Linked DNA regions of Homo sapiens: region 2 is linked to region 1. A link is a contact called in ENCODE Hi-C data. All regions are on one chromosome and are shown on one strand. The core of a region is the stretch at or near the end of the contact, and the rest is flanking DNA. Distances in the headings are between cores, read along the strand shown.

Region 1 (5,396 bases), core at 1,367-3,866:
TTGAGAAATCTCCATACTGTAGAGGTTATATTAATTTACATTCCCATCAACAGTGTATAAGCATTCCCTTTTAGCATCCTCACCAACATCTGTTTTTTTTTACTTTTTAGTAATAGCCATTCTGACTGGTGTAAGATGATATCTCATTGTGGTTTTAATTTTCATTTCTCCAGTGATTAGTGATGCTGAGCATTTTTTCATATGTCTATTGGTCATTTGTATGTCTTCTTTTGAAAAATGTCTATTTATGTTCTTCACCCACTTTTTAATGGAGTTATTTGTTTTCTTTGTTGTTGTTGAGTTGTTCATGTTCCTTGTGAATTTGAGTGCTGGCTGCTGAGAACTAGGTTCATGTTGGATGCATCGTTTGCAAATATTTTTCTCCCATTCTCCAGGTTGTCTGTGCACCTGGTTGATTAATTATTTTGCTGTATAAGAGCTTTTTAATGAAGTCCCATTTTTCTATTTTTTTTTTTTTGTTGCTTGCGATTTTGAGGTCTTAGTTGTGAATTCTTTGCCTAGACCAATATCCAGCAGTTTCCCTGGGTTTTCTGCCAGTATTTGTATAGTTTCTGGTTTTATATTGAAGTATTTACTCCATCTTAAGTTGATTTTTTTATGTGGTGAGAGATAGGAGTCCAGTTTCATTCCTCTGCATGTGGCAATCCAATTTTCCCAAGACCATTTATTGAAAATGATGTCCTATAAAGATGGGAACAATAGACAGACACTGGGGACTGCTAGAGGTGGGAGAGAAAGAGGGGGCTAAAGGCTGAGAAACTACCTATTGGGTACTATGTTCACTACCAGAGTGACAGATTTAGTCATACCCCAAACTTCAGCATTATGTAATATACCTTTGTAACAAACCTGCACGTGTAACCTCTAATTCTAAAACAAAAGTTGAAAAAGAAAAATAAAGGGTGTCTTTTCCCCATTGTGTGTTTTTGTCACCTTTGTCAAAGACCAGTTGGTTGTAGATATGTGGTTTTATTTCTGTGTTCTCTATTCTGTTCCATTGATTTGTGTGCCTGTTTTTATACCAGTACCATGCTGTTTGGTTCCTATAGCTTTGTAGTATAATTTGAAGTCAGGTAATGAGATACCTCCGTCTTTGTTCTTTTTGCTTAGGATTCCTTTGGCTATTCAGGCTCTTTTTTGTTTACATATGAATTTTATAATTTTTTTCTAATTCTGTGAAAAATGATGTGGGTACCTTGATAGGGATTGCAATTTAATCTGTAGGTTACTTTGAGCAGTATGGTCATTTTAACAATATTGATTCTTTTGACCCATGAGTATGGGATGTTTTTCCCCATTTTTGTCATGTACAATTTCTTTCACCAGTGTTTTGTAGTTTTCCTTGTAGAGATTCTTGGTTAAATATATTCCTTACTATTTTATTTTTTGTAGCTATTGTAAATGGGATTTCCTTCTTAATTTGTTTCTCAGCTGGATAATTACTGGCATATAGAAATGCTACTAATTTATGTATATTGATTTTGTTTCCTGAAAGTTTACTGAAATCAACTCTACAAGTTTTTTGGAGAAAGTCTTTAGGGTTTTCTAGGGCAAAGTTTTTCTGGGGCTGTGATGTGAAGTGTGCCAGTTTTGGGGCCCCAGTGGTGGCAGCAGTGGGCTGAGCTTGCCTGTCCTTGAACCCCAGAGCCATGTATTCTGGCTCTGGTGTTAACAGGTGAAGGCAGGCCAATTCTTGGGCCTCCGGGTGGCTTGTTCAGATGTCAGCAGTGACAATGTTTGGCCGGGTTTATGGGCAGGTTCTCAGGCCCCTGTGCAGTGGGCATGATGTGGGCAATGGCAATAGCATTGATGGGGCATCCTCCTACAACCTATGTGGTTGAAGCTCGTCTTTGCCGTGGCAGCAATGGGTTGGGTGGGCCAATCTCCTGGCACACAGGTGATATGTGTTGGTGTTTGCCAGCAGTGGTGGTATTGGTATGTTGGGTCAGCCCAACTTCAGACCCTGGGAAGAGTACTCAGGTTCCACTGGTATGGACTGGGCTGAGAGATCCCCAGGCCTCTGGATAGCATACTTGAGTACTGGGGGCATAGGACTGGGTTAGTGTACTTGCCCTCAGGGACCCTGGTTAGTGTATTCAGGCTATAGCTGTGATAGGCAGGGGCAGGGTTGTCTCCAGGCTGCCGGCAGGATATTCAGGTGGGGGCAGTGGTGGCTGCACTGTGGGCCTGCCATCTGGGAGGATGGGGCCATTGTCATTGTCAGCAGTGCAAGCAGGCACTTGTGGGGCACACAGCCTGCTCATACCTTGGTCCTACAGCCTACAGCAGCACTAGTACAACTTTTCCTTGGGGCATGTAAAAGTGCCAGGCCTCCCCCATCTCCCTCCTGGGCCTGATGGTGGCAGTGGCAGCATTAGCCCCAGGGCAGGATGCAGTTCTTTGGGGACTGGGCTCTCAATGGTAGCAGCTGTAGTCCTGTCACCATATAGGGTGGGACCACTATCAGTGGGAGCAACATAGGCAGGCACCTGTGTGTTACATGGTTTTCTTTCTCTTTCGTTTCACAGCAGCCTGCAGCAGCAGCAGGGATGGGATTCGTCCTCAGAGTGTGTGAAAGTGCCTGATCTCTTCTTTCCCTCCTTGGCCAGTGGTGGCAGCAGTGGCAGTGGCACCAGGGCTGGATGTGTTAAGGCAAAAACTGCAATTACTTTTGCACCAACCTAATAGTTCTTTGAGAGCTGGGCTGTTAGTATTATCTCCATGGAAGGGGCATATACTAGCTACATCTAATCAGCCACTATGAACCTGACTGGTGTGAGATGGTATCTCATTGTGGTTTTAATTTACATTTTTCTATTTTTTTTTTTTTTGAGACAGAGTCTCGCTTTGTTGCCCAGGTTGGAGCACCGTGGTGTGATCTCAGCTCACTGCAGTCTCTGCCTCCTTGGTTTAAGCAACTCTCATGCCTCAGCCTCCCTGAGTATCTGGGACTACAAGTGCACACCACCATGGCCAACTAATTTTTTTTATTTTTAGTAGAGATGGGGTTTCACCATATTGCCCAGCCTGGTCTCAAACTCCTGAGCTCAGGCAATCCACCCGCCTTGGCCTCCCAAAAGTGCTAGGATTACAGGTGTGAGCCAACTGCACCAGGCCTTAATTTACATTTTTCTAATGATTTGGTGATGTTTAGCACTTTTTTATGTGCTTGTTGGCCATGTGTATGTCTTCTTTTGAAAAGTATCTGTTCATGTGTTTTGCCCACTCTTTAATGGGGTTGTTTGGTTTTTGCTTGTTAATTTAAGTGCCTTATAGCTTCCAGATATTAGACCTTTGTCAGATGCATAGCTTGCAAATATTTGCCCCATTCTGTGTGTTGTCTATTTACTCTGTTGATAGTTTCTTTTGCTGTGCAAAAGCTCTTTAGTTTAATTAGGTCTCATTTGTCAATTTTTGTTGTCATTGCAATTGCTTTTGATATCTTCGTTATGAAATCTTTCACTGGGCCTGTGTCCAGAATGGTATTTCTTAGGTTATCTTCCAGGGGTTTTGTAGTTTTAGGCTTTACATTTATAAGTCTTGAAACCATCTTGAGTTGATTTTTGTATATGGTATAAGGAAGGGGTCCAGTTTTAATCTTCTGCATATGGCTAGCAGTTATCCCAGCACCATTTATTGAATAGGGAATCCTTTCTTCATTGCTTGCTTTTGTCAACTTCATTGAAGATCAGATGGTTATAGGTGCACAACTTTATTTCTGGGCTCTCCATTCTGTTCCATTGGTCTATATCTTTGTTTTTGTACCAGTACCATGCTCCTTTGCTTACAGTAGCCTTGTAGTGTAGTTTAAAGTCAAGTAATGTGATTCCTCCAGCTTTGATCTTTTTCCTTACGATTGTTTTGGCTAGTCAGGCTACTTTTTGGTTTCATATGAATTTTAGATTTTTTTTCTAATTATGTGAAGAATGTCATTGGTAGTTTGATAGGAATAGCATTGAATCTGTAAAATGCTTTGGGTAGTATGGCCATTTTAACAATATTGACTCTTCTTATCCATGAACATGGAATGTTTTCCCATTTGTTGGTGTCATCTATGATTTCTTTGAGCAGTGTTTTGTAATTCTCATTGTAGATATTTTTTACCTTCCTGGTTAGCTGTATTCCCAGGTATTTTATTCTTCTTGTGGCTGTTGTGAATGCGATTGCACTCTTGATGTGGCTCTCAGCTTAGATGTTGTTGGTGTATAGAAATGCTACTGATTTTTGTGCATTGAGTTTTGTATCCTGAAACTTTGCTGAAGTGCTGATTTTTTTTTAAATCAGATCTAGGAGGTTTTGGCAGAGACTATGGGGTTTTCTAGGTATAGAATTATATAATCTGCAAACAGAGATAGTTTGACTTCCTCTCTTCCTATTTGGATGCCTTTTATCTCTTACTCTTGCCTGACTGCTCTGGCCAAGACTCCCAGTACTATGTTGAATAGGAGTGGTGAAACTGGACATCCTTGTTTTGTTCTGGTTCTTAAGGGGAATGCTTCCAGCTTTTGCTCATTCAGTATGATGTTGGCTGTGGGTTTGTTATAGATGGCTGTTAACTATTTTGAGGCATCTTCCTCCAGTGCCTAATTTGTTTTAACATGAACAGATGCTGAATTTTATCAAAAGCCTTTTCTGCTTCTATTGAAATAATCATGTAGTTTTTGTTTTTAGTTCTGTTTATGTGATGAATCACATTTATTGATTTGCATATTTTGAACCAAACTTGCATCCCAGGGGTAAAGTCTATTTGATTGCGGTGGATTAGCTTTTTATTGTGCTGCTGGATTTGGTTTGCTCATTTTTTCTTTTGTTTCTTTGAAACTTGCTTATTTTCTTTGGCTTTCAACAGCCTATTGTGATTTTTCAGTATGTAGATTTCTTTGTGTTTATCATCCTTGGCGTTGAGATCCTTGGATGTGTAGATTAATATTTTTCATCAAGTTTGGGAAATTTCTGACAATTATATTTTCAAATATTTTGTCTGTCCCTTTTTGTCTCTCTGCTTTTTCTTGGACTCCAATGACTCATATGTTACGATATGCATTGAATTTTGTCCCTCCAAAATTCGTATGTTAAAGTCATAACCCTCTATATCTGAGAATGCAACCTTATTTGAAGATAAGGTCTTTACAGAGGTAATCAAATTAAAATGAAATTATTTAACTTATATTCTTATAAAAAGGGAAAATTTGGAGACAGATACATGCAGAGGGGAAATGATGTGAAGACAGGGAGAAGATGGCTATCCACAAGCCAAGGAAAGTGGTCTGGAACATATCTTTCCCTCATAGCCCTTAGAAGGAACCAACATTACCAACACATGGTCTCAGACTTCTGGCCTCCAGAACTGTGAGATAATATGTTTCTGATGGTTA
Region 2 (5,566 bases), core at 2,513-5,012, 55 kb before region 1:
TATTTCCTGCTTAATGTAGTTTTCTATTAACCTTCACTATTCAGCATAGAAATACAAAGAGGTTCCCCAGAGAATTTCCTAAGTGCAAGCATAGTCCTCTCTGACCCCACTGTGGGACAGCAACCTAATTTCTTTGGAGATCTGGATCAATCACTCCAGCCTGTAGAGTAGCCTTTCCTGATTTTTGGTTCACTGGCATAAGAACTTCCAAATAGCTAATAGCGGGTGGCAGTCTCAACTTCCAATTCAATGGAATCATTGTGTCCCCGATTAAAGCATTCCTCCCCTGGTAAGTAAAACCTGTAAGCCAGCAGTGCTCAAATTTACCAGAACAAGAACCAAAATTCTTTAAGTGAGTTATTGAGGAGCCACTTCCACTTTGATTTCTTGGTTCTTAAAAGCAAAATTTAAGTGTTTTCTCCCAACTCATGTCACAGTGGATCTTCAGCAGTCTATCCATTGTTCAGTCAGTCCAGATGCTTCTGGGTGATGTGGTATATGGTAAGTCAAATTAATTCCATGGTATGGAGCCACTTCCACTTTGATTTCTACTTCTAGATCCCTGAGGAATCGCCACACCTATTTCCACAATGGTTGAACTAGTTTACAGTCCCACCGACAGTGTAAAAGTGTTCCTATTTCTCCACATCCTCTCCAGCATCTGTTGTTTCCTGACTTTTTAATGATCTCCATTCTATCTGGTGTGAGATGATATCTCATTATGGTTTTGATTTGCATTTCTCTGATGACCAGTGATAATGAGCTTTTTTCATACGTTTGTTGGCTGCATAAATGTCTTCTTTGGGGAAGGGTCTGTTCATATCCTTTGCCCACTTTTTGATGGGGTTGTTTGTTTTTTTCATGTAAATTTGTTTAAGTTCTTTGCAGATTCTGGATATTTAGCCCTTTGTCAGATGAATAGAGTCCTCAAGGATCTAGAACTGGAAATACCATTTGACCCAGCAATCCCATTACTGGGTATATACCCAATGGAATATAAATCATTCTACTATAAAGACACATGCACATGTATGTCTATTGTGGCACTGTTCACAATAGCAAAGACTTGGAAGCAGCCCAAATGCCCATCAATGATAGACTGGATAAAGAAAATGTGGCACATACACACCATGGAATACTATGCAGCCATAAAAAAGGATGAGTTCATGTCCTTTGCAGGGAGATGGATGAAGCTGGAAACCATCATTCTCAGCAAACTAACACAAAAACAAAAAACCAAACACAACATGTTCTCACTCATAAGTGGGAGTTGAACAATGAGAACACATGGACATGGGAGGGGGGCATCACACGCTGGGGCCTGTTGGGAGGTGGGGAGCTGGGGAAGGGAGAGCATTAGGAGAAATACCTAATGGAGATGAAGGGTTGATGGGTGCAGCAAAGCACCATGGCACATGTATACCTATGTAACAAACCTGCATGTTCTGCACATGTACCCCAGAACTCTTTATATACTTTATACATATACTATATATATTATATATATAAAGTGTACATATATAATATATATATATAACTTAGGCCCAGGAGCCCTAAGTTATCTTGCGACCTCAAGAGGAGAGGAGTTTACCCAACTCACAGGTATTTGATAATACAAATCCATGGCTGGGCTCAGCTTTAAAAAAGTATTGTTTGAGGATCCTTCTATGGAACAAAGTTCCATCAAAGCTAATTTAAAACACCTATGTAAAAAATAATTATTTTTGCTGCACTTTACACAAATAATCTGGCCAAGTATAATGCAACAAAACAAAACCCTACAAAATTTAGGAGTTGTCTCCCAACTCATGTCACAACTGGATCTTCAGCAGCCTAACCATTGTTCAGTCAGTCCAGCTGCCTTTGGGTGATTTGGTATATGGTGAGTCAAATGAATTCCATGGTATAAGCCCATTTCTGTGCTTCATTTGCTGTGAATTGAGTTTCTTATTAAGAATCAATGTCATTAGAATATCATGATGGTGCATAAGACATTTCACAAGTCCACACATGATAAAGGTAGCAGAAATATTATGGTAAATCCATACTCAGAGCCAGTGTCTATTTCAGTGAGGAAAAATCATTTACTACTCCTTAATAGAGGCTATCCTACGCAGTCAACTTGTCACCAGGTGGATGGCTTGCTCTCTCCAAGTGTTCCTCTCCTATCTTGGCAGGCTAGGCACTCAACAGTAACAATATCCAGGTAAGGCATGTGAGAAGATATATCAAAATGCTCCTGTCCTTTGGATCCCAAGAAAACTTCACCGAAGCGATAGATTCTGATTTTTTTTTTTTTTGATGGAGTCTCGCTCTGTCGCCAGGCTGGATTGCAGTGGCGTGACCTCGGCTCACTGCAACCTCCGCCTCCTGGGTTTGAGCAATTCTCCTGCCTCAGCCTCCCGAGTAGCTGGAACTACGGGCGCATGCCACCACGCCCAGCTAATTTTTGTATTTTCAGTAGAGACAGGGTTTCACCATGGTGGTTTACTATTCTGTTACTAATGGGAAGTTCTTGAGGCTTATACTTGCCTCCTCCTACAATAATAACTCTCATTTCATGGATCAGAGAGCAAATGTGAAGATTCTGCCACTGTCTGAATGTGTCTACTCCAATTATATATTCAAGAGCTTGGGGGAATAACCATAGGGTGGGTAATCTGATTTACTTGTCACAAACATAGGTCAAAACTCCACTATCATCTTACCTCCATAAGCCCACATTTAAGCTCGTGAACCAGTGTAATAATGTGGGTTCTCAGAAATTAACATCAATTCAGAGCTAGTGTCTAATATCCCCCAAAAGATCTGGCTATTTCCTTTTCCCTATGCTGTCACCACGGTAAATGGCTATAGGTCCCTTTGGAGAAGGTTTGGGATAAGGTTTACAGTATATATTTATGGCAGTGCTCCGGGGTGTTTCATCAAGGGGACCTATCCTCTCCTTTGATCACAGAGCTCTAGGTCTATGAACTTTTTTTTTTTTTTTTTTTTTTTTTTTAGTAGAGACGGGGTTTCACCTTGTTAGCCAGGATGGTCTCGATCTCCTGACCTTGTGATCCGCCCGCCTCGGCCTCCCAAAGTGCTGGAATTACAGGCGTGAGCCACCGTGCCCGGCCTGGTCTATGAACTTTTTAGGTGTTTTAGAACTGGGTTTGAGGAGCCATGAATTTCCATTTTAGTGATTCAAGTCAAGTTTCTATCAAACCTAGATTCTTGTTGTTTAGATCAAATATCATTTTAGTAATCTACCCATCTATTTCATTCCAAAGGACACTGTGATGAATTAGCTGCCATCAAAAATTGTTGAGGACCAAAACATTGTGATAATCACTTTGTCCTTATTTCCAGTTAAAGTACTTACTCTCATCTCTTGTAGTTAAGGGCTGACAGTTGGCCTCTGCTACTCAGGGATACCAACATACTGACTGATATCAGGGCACTCATCTCAGTGTTGTAACTTTCCACTGTCATACCTGGCCTACGTAAGACAACCATCACAGAACTTTACAAGGGCACTGATTGTAGTAGATTGAATAGATGGCCACAATTCTTTACTCCTCCCTGTATCCATGCTCCTTTGCTCTGTGGCGAATAACCTCCTATCAAGAGGTAGAATATATTTCCCCATGCCTTGAATCTAGTCTAGCCTTGTAACATGCTTTGACCAATAGAATGTGACAGAAGTGACATTGCACTAGTTTTGAGCTCACGCCTCAAGAGCCTTGTACACTTTCACTTTCTCTTTTGGAACCTTATTCACAGTCATATAAACAACCCTAAGCTAGCCTGCTGGAGGATGAGAAAACAATGGGGAATAGAGATGAGCCATTTAAGCTGAGTTCTTTCAAGACCAGCCAGCCCTCAGATGACCTGCTGGCTGATGTCACAAGCATGAGTGAGTCTTGTCAAGGTAAGCTGAGCCTGGCACAGGACAGCAGAACCACTAGGTCAATCTGTAAACTTGTGATCTAAATAAATGTTTTTTTTAATCTTCCAAGTTTGAGGATGGTTTGTTAATGTAGCACTAGGCGACTAATACAGTGGTGCTCTTCTCACTAATATATTTCTCAAAACCTTAGTGAAAGGAATATTTTCTGGGCCATCTTGGGGGATACAGTGTGTGTGTGCGTGTGTGTGTGTGTGTGTGTGTGTGTGGTGGCTGTGGAAATCACATATGATGAATTCACTCCATCATTCCTATCTCCCTAAGCTTTCATATTCCTTCCTCTACATTATGTCACGAAAGTTCTAACATCTCAACTGATTTAAATGTAGGCTGCCATTCAGTCCAAATTTTAGTCAACTAGCCAAAGAAGCTGTTAGAGTTACTTCCTTCTGTACAAGCTAATGCACTAAATCCATAATCTCTAATAAGTGTACCTATATTAATAACTTTGTCAATAATAATTAAATTGAACATTTAAAAATAAGTAAAAGAGTGTAGTTGTATTGTTTATAACACAAAGGATAAATGCTTGAGAAGATGGATATCCCATTTACCCTGTTGTGATTATTACACATTACATGCCTGTATCAAGATATCTCACGTACCCCATAAATATATACACCAACTATGTACCCACAAAAATTAAAATTAACAATAAAAAATAAATCCTATAACTAAAAATGCAATTAATAAAATAAAAAATGCAATAGAGAGAATCAACAGCTGAATTGATCAAACAGAAGAAAGAATGTGAATTTGAAGAAAGATTATTCAAAAATATACAGTCAGAATGGCTATTATTAAAAAGTCAAAAAAACAGCAGATGCTAGTAAGGCTGCAGAGAAAAGGGAATGCTTATACACCATTGATGGGAATGTAAATTAGTCCAGCCCTGTGGAAAGCAGTCTGGAGACTTCTCAAAAAACTTAAAAAACAGAGCTACCATTTGATCCAGCAATTCCATTACTGGGTATATATCCAGAGGAAAATAAATCATAAACCAAAAAGACACATGCACTCATATATTCATCACAGCACTATTCACAATAGCCAAGACATGGAATCAACCCTGGTGCCCATCAATGGCAGATTGGATAAAAAAAATACAGTACATATACAACATGGAATACTATGCAGCCATATTGAAGAATGAAATTATGTCCTTTGGAGAAATATGGATACAGTTGGAGGCCACAATCTTAAGTGAATTAACACAGAAACAGAAATCCAAATACTGCATATTCTCACTTAAAAGTGGGAGCCAAACACTGAGCACACATGGACATAAATATGACAGCAATAGACCCTGTGGACTACTGGAGCAGGGAGAGAAGGAGGGGTGAGGGTTGAAAAGGTACGTACTGGGTACTATGCTCACTACCTGAGTGATAGGATCTGTACCCCAAGCCTCAGCATCACACAAATCCCCATGTGACAAGCCTGCACATGTACCCCCGTATCTAAAATAAAAGTTGAAATAAAAAAAAATACAATCAAAGGAGAAAAAAGAAAAGGAATAAAAAGGAATAAAGAAAGCTTCTGAGATTTATGGGATAGCATCAAAAGAGCAAATGTTCAGATTATAGGGGTTCATGAAGGGGAAGAGAAAGAGAAAGG

Evidence for each region. A loop is a pair of places that touch in the nucleus more often than their neighbours do. Pooled maps may share reads with other maps.
Region 2: a pooled map shows a loop between it and region 1 (2.5-fold over the local background). The contact joins two enhancer-like sites. A Hi-C loop is called at or near these places in 1 of 50 pooled maps.

Annotation. Positions count from the first base shown.
Region 1 is chrX:155,575,036-155,580,431 of GRCh38, reverse strand. All of the region lies in intron 1 of TMLHE (trimethyllysine hydroxylase, epsilon), which reads left to right. Among named protein-coding and RNA genes, the nearest start is that of SPRY3, 35 kb to the left of the region's middle. Within about 2 kb of position 2,616, at least 2 of the 41 ENCODE cell types and tissues checked have a DNase peak (open chromatin) inside an H3K27ac peak, as active enhancers do.
Region 2 is chrX:155,630,812-155,636,377 of GRCh38, reverse strand. All of the region lies in intron 1 of SPRY3 (sprouty RTK signaling antagonist 3), which reads right to left. Among named protein-coding and RNA genes, the nearest start is that of TMLHE, 21 kb to the right of the region's middle. RefSeq lists an enhancer at 3,731-3,780. Within about 2 kb of position 3,762, at least 3 of the 41 ENCODE cell types and tissues checked have a DNase peak (open chromatin) inside an H3K27ac peak, as active enhancers do.